Linked DNA regions of Homo sapiens: regions 2 and 3 are each linked to region 1. Evidence: chromatin loops called from intact Hi-C (ENCODE). Cell type or tissue: CD14-positive monocyte. All regions are shown on one strand. Region 1 overlaps FAR2 (fatty acyl-CoA reductase 2). Region 2 has its middle 83 kb from the start of FAR2. Region 3 overlaps FAR2 (fatty acyl-CoA reductase 2).

Evidence for each region. Peaks named below come from ENCODE experiments on the same cell type or tissue, not always from the same donor. Only the 100,000 strongest peaks of a DNase experiment are listed, where the experiment ranks them.
Region 2: it touches region 1 in a loop (2.0-fold over the local background); 2 of 110 quality-filtered maps call a loop at or near these places.
Region 3: a loop joins it to region 1, with 2.1 times the contacts of the local background. A loop is called at or near these places in 7 of 110 quality-filtered maps.

The regions. Positions count from the first base shown.
Region 1 is chr12:29,157,304-29,159,803 of GRCh38, forward strand. The region is part of intron 1 of FAR2 (fatty acyl-CoA reductase 2); the gene reads left to right. Among named protein-coding and RNA genes, the nearest start is that of FAR2, 9.3 kb to the left of the region's middle. In CD14-positive monocyte, no CTCF peak of the experiment used is centred here; DNase peaks (open chromatin) are centred at 1,258 and 2,498; H3K4me3 peaks cover 2,500 bases; H3K27ac peaks cover 2,500 bases.
Region 2 is chr12:29,065,470-29,067,969 of GRCh38, forward strand. No RefSeq gene overlaps it. Among named protein-coding and RNA genes, the nearest start is that of FAR2, 83 kb to the right of the region's middle. In CD14-positive monocyte, no CTCF peak of the experiment used is centred here; DNase peaks (open chromatin) are centred at 942 and 2,162; H3K4me3 peaks cover 751 bases; H3K27ac peaks cover 2,500 bases.
Region 3 is chr12:29,206,348-29,208,847 of GRCh38, forward strand. All of the region lies in intron 1 of FAR2 (fatty acyl-CoA reductase 2), which reads left to right. Among named protein-coding and RNA genes, the nearest start is that of FAR2, 58 kb to the left of the region's middle. In CD14-positive monocyte, no CTCF peak of the experiment used is centred here; DNase peaks (open chromatin) are centred at 994 and 1,914; H3K4me3 peaks cover 1,943 bases; H3K27ac peaks cover 2,500 bases.

The sequences.
Region 1 (2,500 bases):
TCCTTAACTGCTGCAGGTTTGCAAAAGCATTTTTCATCCTGCAGTTGATAATATGTATCCCCTATGGCTTTTGGACATCTTGCTTTTAAGGCATTTTAACTTCCCAGGCTTCTCCAGAGACAGCCCCAAAACATTGAAGCCCACACCTGAAGGGAGGAAGAGAAAGCAAACACTCCTCCCTGTGAATTTGTGTAGAAAAGACAAAAATATGGCTTCTCCAACCACTTACTCATCCTTCCATCTTAGCTGGGAAGCTGTTGGATCAGTAGCATCTGCTGATGAATAACAGGATGACCATAGGAGGCAAGAATAATATTTCCTGAGCCAAGAAATGAGAAATAGTTATAAAAACACCCCACATTTTAGATCATTTTTTAAAAATCGTGCACTATTTATCACAGGTCATTGTGAGGGCACATTCCACAGAAGTGAGCAAAAATCCCAGGTATCCTTGAAAGCAAGATCCTTGGAAATTAGGATGGCAATTAAGTTATGTGTCTGGTCCCAACATATTTGAAACCACTTAAGCACTTCCAGCAGAGTTAGATTCACCAGTGCACAGTATTGTCAAGAAACCAAAAGAATCTGCCCAGAAGAAATGGATAAACTGAGTAAAAGAAACTGTAACAAGTCAGTGTTTGTGCATGTATTAAAGATTTTTGCTTATTATTTTCAATAAAGGATATTTAATACTGAAAGTTGTATGGATAGAAGTAACATAGTTTTAGCATCTTAAAGATGGATGGTATTCAGTTAGTGAAATCATAGAGCAATTTGCCTAAAACTTAAGAGAAACTGTTTACTTAAAATAATATTTGTTTCTGATAGATATTAAGTAAATATTAATGAAACCAACTTGATGTCAGTAAATAATAATAAGTAAAAAAACCAACTTTGTATTTCTCTATTTCACTGTAACTATTGTCTCATTTTGAATTGAATATTATTTCACTTGTGTTTTGTTTACACAAGACCTTCAGGACATATCTGCCCTGAAGCTAAGCACATGATCTAAAAGATGGGCACTTGTTCTTTTACCAAAGAGTTTTCTGGGGATTGAGATCCACTTACCAAACTATTCTCAAAGCTGCAGGAATCTTTGATGGCTTCAAAGAATTAATTTCCTTCATCCAAATGAGCAGTTTGCTTCTTTCTCAGCAACTTGTACTTGCCATAACTCTCTTCTTAGCAGAAGTGTGACATTGCCTCTTCCTTCTTTTCCTTCTGCTATTTTGGTGCAGTCCTGCCGGAGGCAATGGTTATGCAAGTGCCGCTGAATGCATTGCTGATCACAGGATGACACTTAGATAAATTTAGGTCTCAGTTTCTTTTAGGACAGAACAAACTTTTCCCAAATTAGACTTCCTTGAACTCCTAGACATACTATATGTTGGCACATATCACACCATCTTGTCTACAGTACATAGTAGTGAGTGCAAATAGCTTTGTCTTAACTAAGTATATTCACACTGGAAATTGTAGAATGTTCAAGTACCATATCTATATTTGGTTCAATTCTCTTAAAGAAAATAAAAGCCAGTCCTGAAGACGTAAAGTGGCTTGTCACACATCTAGTTAGTGGGTGCATCAAGGCTAGTATCCACATCTTATGACTGCAAATCCCATGACAATTCCATTCCATTCATTCATTTATTCATTTGTACTATTTACTGAGTACCTACTATGTGCCAGGCAGGGTGTTTAGCTTTGCAAATAGAATGCAAAACAAGTTATAGTACCAGCCCTCAAATTTTAGTACTCCCTACTCTTTGAGCAATATTTGGCCGGTTGCAACTTGGAGTTTGTGCAATTTTTCAGTAATGATACCCAATGTGTAAATATACAATGCTCATATATCTTTATTTTCCCTTCTTCCCTCTTCTAACTAGCCCCAGTCAATGACTTGACTTCCCATAGCACCAAGCACTTAACACCAATAAGAGTAAGATGGGAGGCCGGGCACGGTGGCTCATGCCTGTAATCCTAGCACTTTGGGAGGCCAAGGCGGGCGGATCATGAGGTCAGGAGATCGAGACCATCCAGGCTAACATGGTGAAACCCCATCTCTACGAAAAATACAAAAAATTAGCTGGGCATGTTGGCAGGTGCCTGTAGTCCCAGCTACTCGGGAGGCTGAGGCAGGAGAATGGTGTGAATCCAGGAGGCAGAGCTTACAATGAGCCAAGATTGCGCCACTGTGTGTGAGACTCTGTCTCGGAAAAAAAAAAAAAAGAGGGTATGATGGGAAATAGAGTTGAAATGAATTATGAAAAATTCCATAGGGAAGATCATGAAAATTCTTCCCCAGAAAACAATGTTCTTGATTCACCACCGCAAGGCTTGGGGGTTATTAGCTTGTGTGTCTCTCCTCTCGTTTACTCACTGTGTCACCAGGTCCTCTCTTTCCTCAAACTGGCTGAGACGTAGCTTGCATCCTCTAGCTTTACTTTCCTTCTGTATCTAAAGATAGACACAAACTCTTGGTGTTTTAAGTACTTAA
Region 2 (2,500 bases), 92 kb before region 1:
GAAATTGCAGCAACTCAATAGAGACAGGACTATGATAACAGATTTTTCAGAAATGAAATCTGTTGCCTACCTGATAAAGACCTCTGCCTAAGTGGAATATATAAGCAGAGTATAAGGGAAATGTTGAATGGATGATGGAAGAAAAAAATATGATGATAAGCCTTGGTCTAATAACAGGATACAGTTCTAGAAACTGTAGTCATTATGCATATTTTGTGTTGATTGATTATTTTTCTCCCCTCTCCCTGATACTTTGTGTGAGAGGTTTGTGTGATGGGGGAGAATGCTACAATTTAAGTTCCAGTTGAAGTTAATGTGTGACTGACATCATTCCATCACTATCTGGTAGGGATTTTGTGTCTCCTTGGTGTTAGGAATGACAACATCTTCATCTTCTAAATAATGGGCAAGAATAGATGCTTTGTGGACAAAGCAATGGAATGTGCCAGTCTCTATCTATTTCCTCACTTAGATCCATTCTCCACTCTTTTCTTCCCCTCTCTGTATTAAGTAGGCTGCTCTTAATGAATTGCACTTTGAGAACTCCCTAATGGCTGACTTCCAGTTGGATTTGACAAGCAGATGGGCCAGCAGGGGATTGGAAGGCAGAAGAAGAAAAATGTTGGGACATTTCTTTCCTGACCTCTCTCTGCTTGGCACTATTATCTCTGGTGGCAGCTGTGTCCCTTCCAATCACAACTCCCACTGGGATCTGGTCACTCTATGTCCTCCTCTGTTCCCAAAGAAACAATTGCTTCTCATTGTTACTAGTCTAAGTGACAAATTGTGCCTTGTTTGTCCTCTTAAGCCTGCTTCCCCTTATACTATTGAAGTCTCTTCATTTGAGTTCTATGAATGAACTCTGGTTTTTGCCAAGACCCTGGCTGATTTACACACACACTTGTTTTCACACATGCGCATGTGCACACACACAGACACACACAGATGCCAAGACACAGAACACTCTCATTTCAATGAAGATGACTCATCTATGACTCATTCTATGAAGAATAATAGTAGTTAAATATGTCATAAGAACAAAAGAGGAAAAGACAATGAGGAACTAGGACAATTTACAATTTATTTTAATAAAAGCTGCTAGCCATTTTAAATCATGTTTAAATCAAATCTCCTATTCCATTAAAAAGTTTTATAGCGATAGCAAACATTTTATTATTTTGAGAGTCACATCTTTCTCTTTTCTAGGCCTCCTTTACAGAGAGAATAAAAATTATATAGTGGCTATAAAATAATAGAAGGTAGAAAATGTGAGATGTAAGTCCAATAAGCTACTGGATAATTCCAATTAGACTTTAAAACTATCCTTTTCCAATACTATTCTTCTCCTTCACCTTCTTTTCTCTAGGTAAATCCTTGCACGACACTTGTTTCTTTCACCATCTTTCCTGCCTGTCCATGTTCCTAGTGTACCCTTTCATTTATCTCTTTATATTGGGGTCCCATACTCCTAAATTACATAATTTATATACATTGCAGGACACATGGGCACAGTAGCTGGTATGACAAAATTGAAATGCCAGTTTATACTTAATTTTAAAATGCTTATTTCATGATATATTATGAAGGGAGCTAAGCATGCCTTAATATGACTTTGTTTATCCCTAAGACTAAATCACAAACGATTATGGTGTTTAACAAAGTTTGGTGATGGCACAGGTTCACAAGCCCACTCTTCATTTCATATTTATCCCCCACATCAATATATCCCTCTGGAAATCACAAGAAGAAACAGTCTTCTGAGGAAAGTCTGTTCATCATCATTCACATTAACTTCATCTGCAAAGAGGGTAGTAAAAGACATCTCCTTTTCTTGTTCTAATTCTAATACTCAATCAGCATCCATTTCATGTTTGAATGTCTACTTGTTTTTGAAAACTTGACTTCAATGTTTTGGGGTCCATGGTGGATATCTGCCATTTCTTTTATGGACACATGACATGGGCACCATTAAACTGGTAACTCTCATCCCTGACTCTGAACTGGGAGGTAGTAAGTAACTGAAAAGGATTCTCTCTGAAGCAGGAAGACAAAGTTCTTGGGCCAACAGTGCAGAGGTCTGGGTGGCAGCATCCAACAGTCAGTGCCAGCGGGATTGGCACTGCAAGCTAAAGTGTCCAGTGCTCAGAGGAAGTTACTGCAGCTTCCTCACTGAACCAGTCTGTGACAAGACTGTGAGTATTTTTCCAGGTCACACAGCCACCAAGCACATGGTTCTCTATTTCTCCTAGAAATTTATAAATTTACCCAGCATCCTCTTTTTAATTTCCTTTTTTTTCTTTTGGAACTCAAATCCAAACAGAAATTGATTTAATTGTACTCCTATGCTGTCTTGCTAGAAGACTATTTTCCTGCTTTATCTCATTATTTCTTCCATTGTTTCACCTTTTGATTCTTTCATTCTACCACCAGCAAGGATACCTACTGTAATGTGTTGGTATATGTACAGGGATATGTGGGTGTGTGTGTGTGTGTGTGTGTG
Region 3 (2,500 bases), 49 kb after region 1:
ACTTGGCTCATCTGTGCTAAGACTGATTGAGAAAATGTACTGAAATGTTCCAGATGCTGGCATATATTTAACCTGGCACAAGGCCTCAGACCCTGAGAGCCCTGCCCCATGGTACCACAGGGCACACAACTTTCCCACAAAGTTCATCTGTGGCTGTCATGGATAAAATAATGGTTTGGCTTTGCTTTAGTGCCTCTGGCCCCTTTCAGGCAATCAAAAATATTTATTGACCCCTAACTAAATGGAAGGCACAGTGGGACTCAATTCTCACAATTTCTGCCTCTAATTGGGGAATTAAGACACACAGACATTTAAGGAAGGGAAAGAATAGGCTAAGTGTTAAATAGGAATAAAAGAAGATGATAATATGAAATGACATAAGGCAGTTCATGTTTACTTGCCAAAGGACTGATGTAACTACAGTGGGCTTGGTGGAGAGAGACACACCTGGCATCCCAGAGTAGCGTGGGCAGGCATCAGGGATGAAGTCAGATTTGGTGTGAGCATCGGATAGGTCAGTGATTCTCAACCCACCCTGGACATAAGGGCCATCTGGAAAGATTTCAAAAAATGCCAAATAGGATGCCACCAGCCGGGCACAGAAGAGGAGTGGGAATGTCTGAAGAAGGACATAAAGGTTTCAGCAAACAAGCTTTGGTCTGCCAACCAAAGCTTGTTTGGTTGTAGGAGAAAGTTGGTGTGAGAGAAAAAAAGAGAGAAGGCAGAAAAGTCAGGTTGCATCTGACTCTTAAATGGTCTTGCATACCAGGCCAAGGAATTTGGAAACGTATTTGACAATCTTTCTTCTGTTGAGGACAATGGAGTAAATTTAGCCACAACGCCTGACTTTTTCAGCTGGAGAAATATTTGCTTTCCTCCGTATCATGTATTTCCTCACTTCCCACTCTGGCCCCCTGCTTAGAAACTTCGGTTTAACAGGAAATAAGTGTAGACACATGCTAATACTTCACCAGTTCCTCATTCTCTCAAATACAGGATCCTGGCTGATACTATGGGAATGTGATTCAGAAAGTACAAGTACTATGTAGAATTCCCCTGAGTAGTAGCCAGGAGGGGTCACCAAGAGGCAGCAAATTTAGTCTCTCCAACAAGGTAAAGCAGGCCACCCTGGGTTCTCATCCCATTTACAAGGACAAAGGGAGTCGGCACTATCACCTCCAGAATTACGGATGCTTTCACTACAGTTTCCATTTACTTGCTACTATGGTTTGTTCTCGTTTCTCTGATTTTTTTTTCTCTTTTTCCCTTTTTTGAAGAATGGACCTGGGTAAAGTTATGATCATATTATGGCTAATATTGGGCTGAAACAGACTGGATGGATGGATGGATAGATAGACAGATGATACATAGGGATAGATTATTTGTGAAGAGGACTGCCTAACTAAAAGGAAATATTTCAGCTTACAGCTGGCACTTTATAAGACTCTTTGCAGATAAAATTCTGTTAGACCTTTAAAGAAAATAAATTTCACACTACTGTCCTAATGCAGGAACTTGAACACAGCACATTAACTGTAAGTCTTTGCTTATTCATATGGTGAGACTTATTTAGGCCAGGCATGGTGGCTCACACCTGTGGTCCCAGCATTTTGGGAGGCCAGGACAGGAGGATTACTTGGGTCCAGAAGCTCAAGCCCAGCCTAGTCAACAGACCGAGATCCCCATCCCTATGAAATATGTTTTAAAAACTTATATAAAATAGTATTTCAAGTCAGTTTGTGTATTAGTATTAAAAGAAGTGTGTTGCTTTGCAGCTGACTAGAAGCTCAGCATTTCCTAGCTGGGCAAGAGCTTTGAGCATGATTGCAGCATCTCTGCAGAAAAACTACATTCTAAAAGCAACGGAAATCCTCCTGCTGCCCTTCTTCCTCTGAACTGAAGTTTAAAGACCATGGGCACTGCTGGTGACCTCCACAGAGTGTTTCAGTTCCTACCCTCTACTCCCACTCAGCATCACTGAACAGACACAGGCTAGACAGGGCAGTCTGCAGCCCAGACTGTGGTGAGGTGGGAACTGCAGTCCTACTACTTGGTCCATTGAAAGAGGAGGCCAAGAGGCAGAAAATGTTCCCTCTTAATTTTACCGTGTAACCTTTCTTAAGGTGTGGCATGCAACTATGTAATGATCACAATTGTTATATTGTTTATACATCATTTATATTTCTATCATCAGATTTTACTCAAAGGTTTACTGTGGTTGGCTTCACAAGAAGTGTAATTCTGCGTTATTCAGGTATCAGGAAGTGTTTATTAAAACTCTGGTCTTGAGCTGAGTGCCAGAGAGAAAAAAAAAATGCCCACCTGTTGGCCAGTCTAGCTCTGGAGACAAAATTATAAAATATGAGCTAATTAGAGAGTAAATGAATGCTAAAGTGAGAGATGTTTACAACAGCTGCAGGACACATTCTGAAAAGGAAATCATTGTGTGCACTGGAGTGTTTATCTGAAACCTAGAATTGGACTAATGAGTAGGATTTTA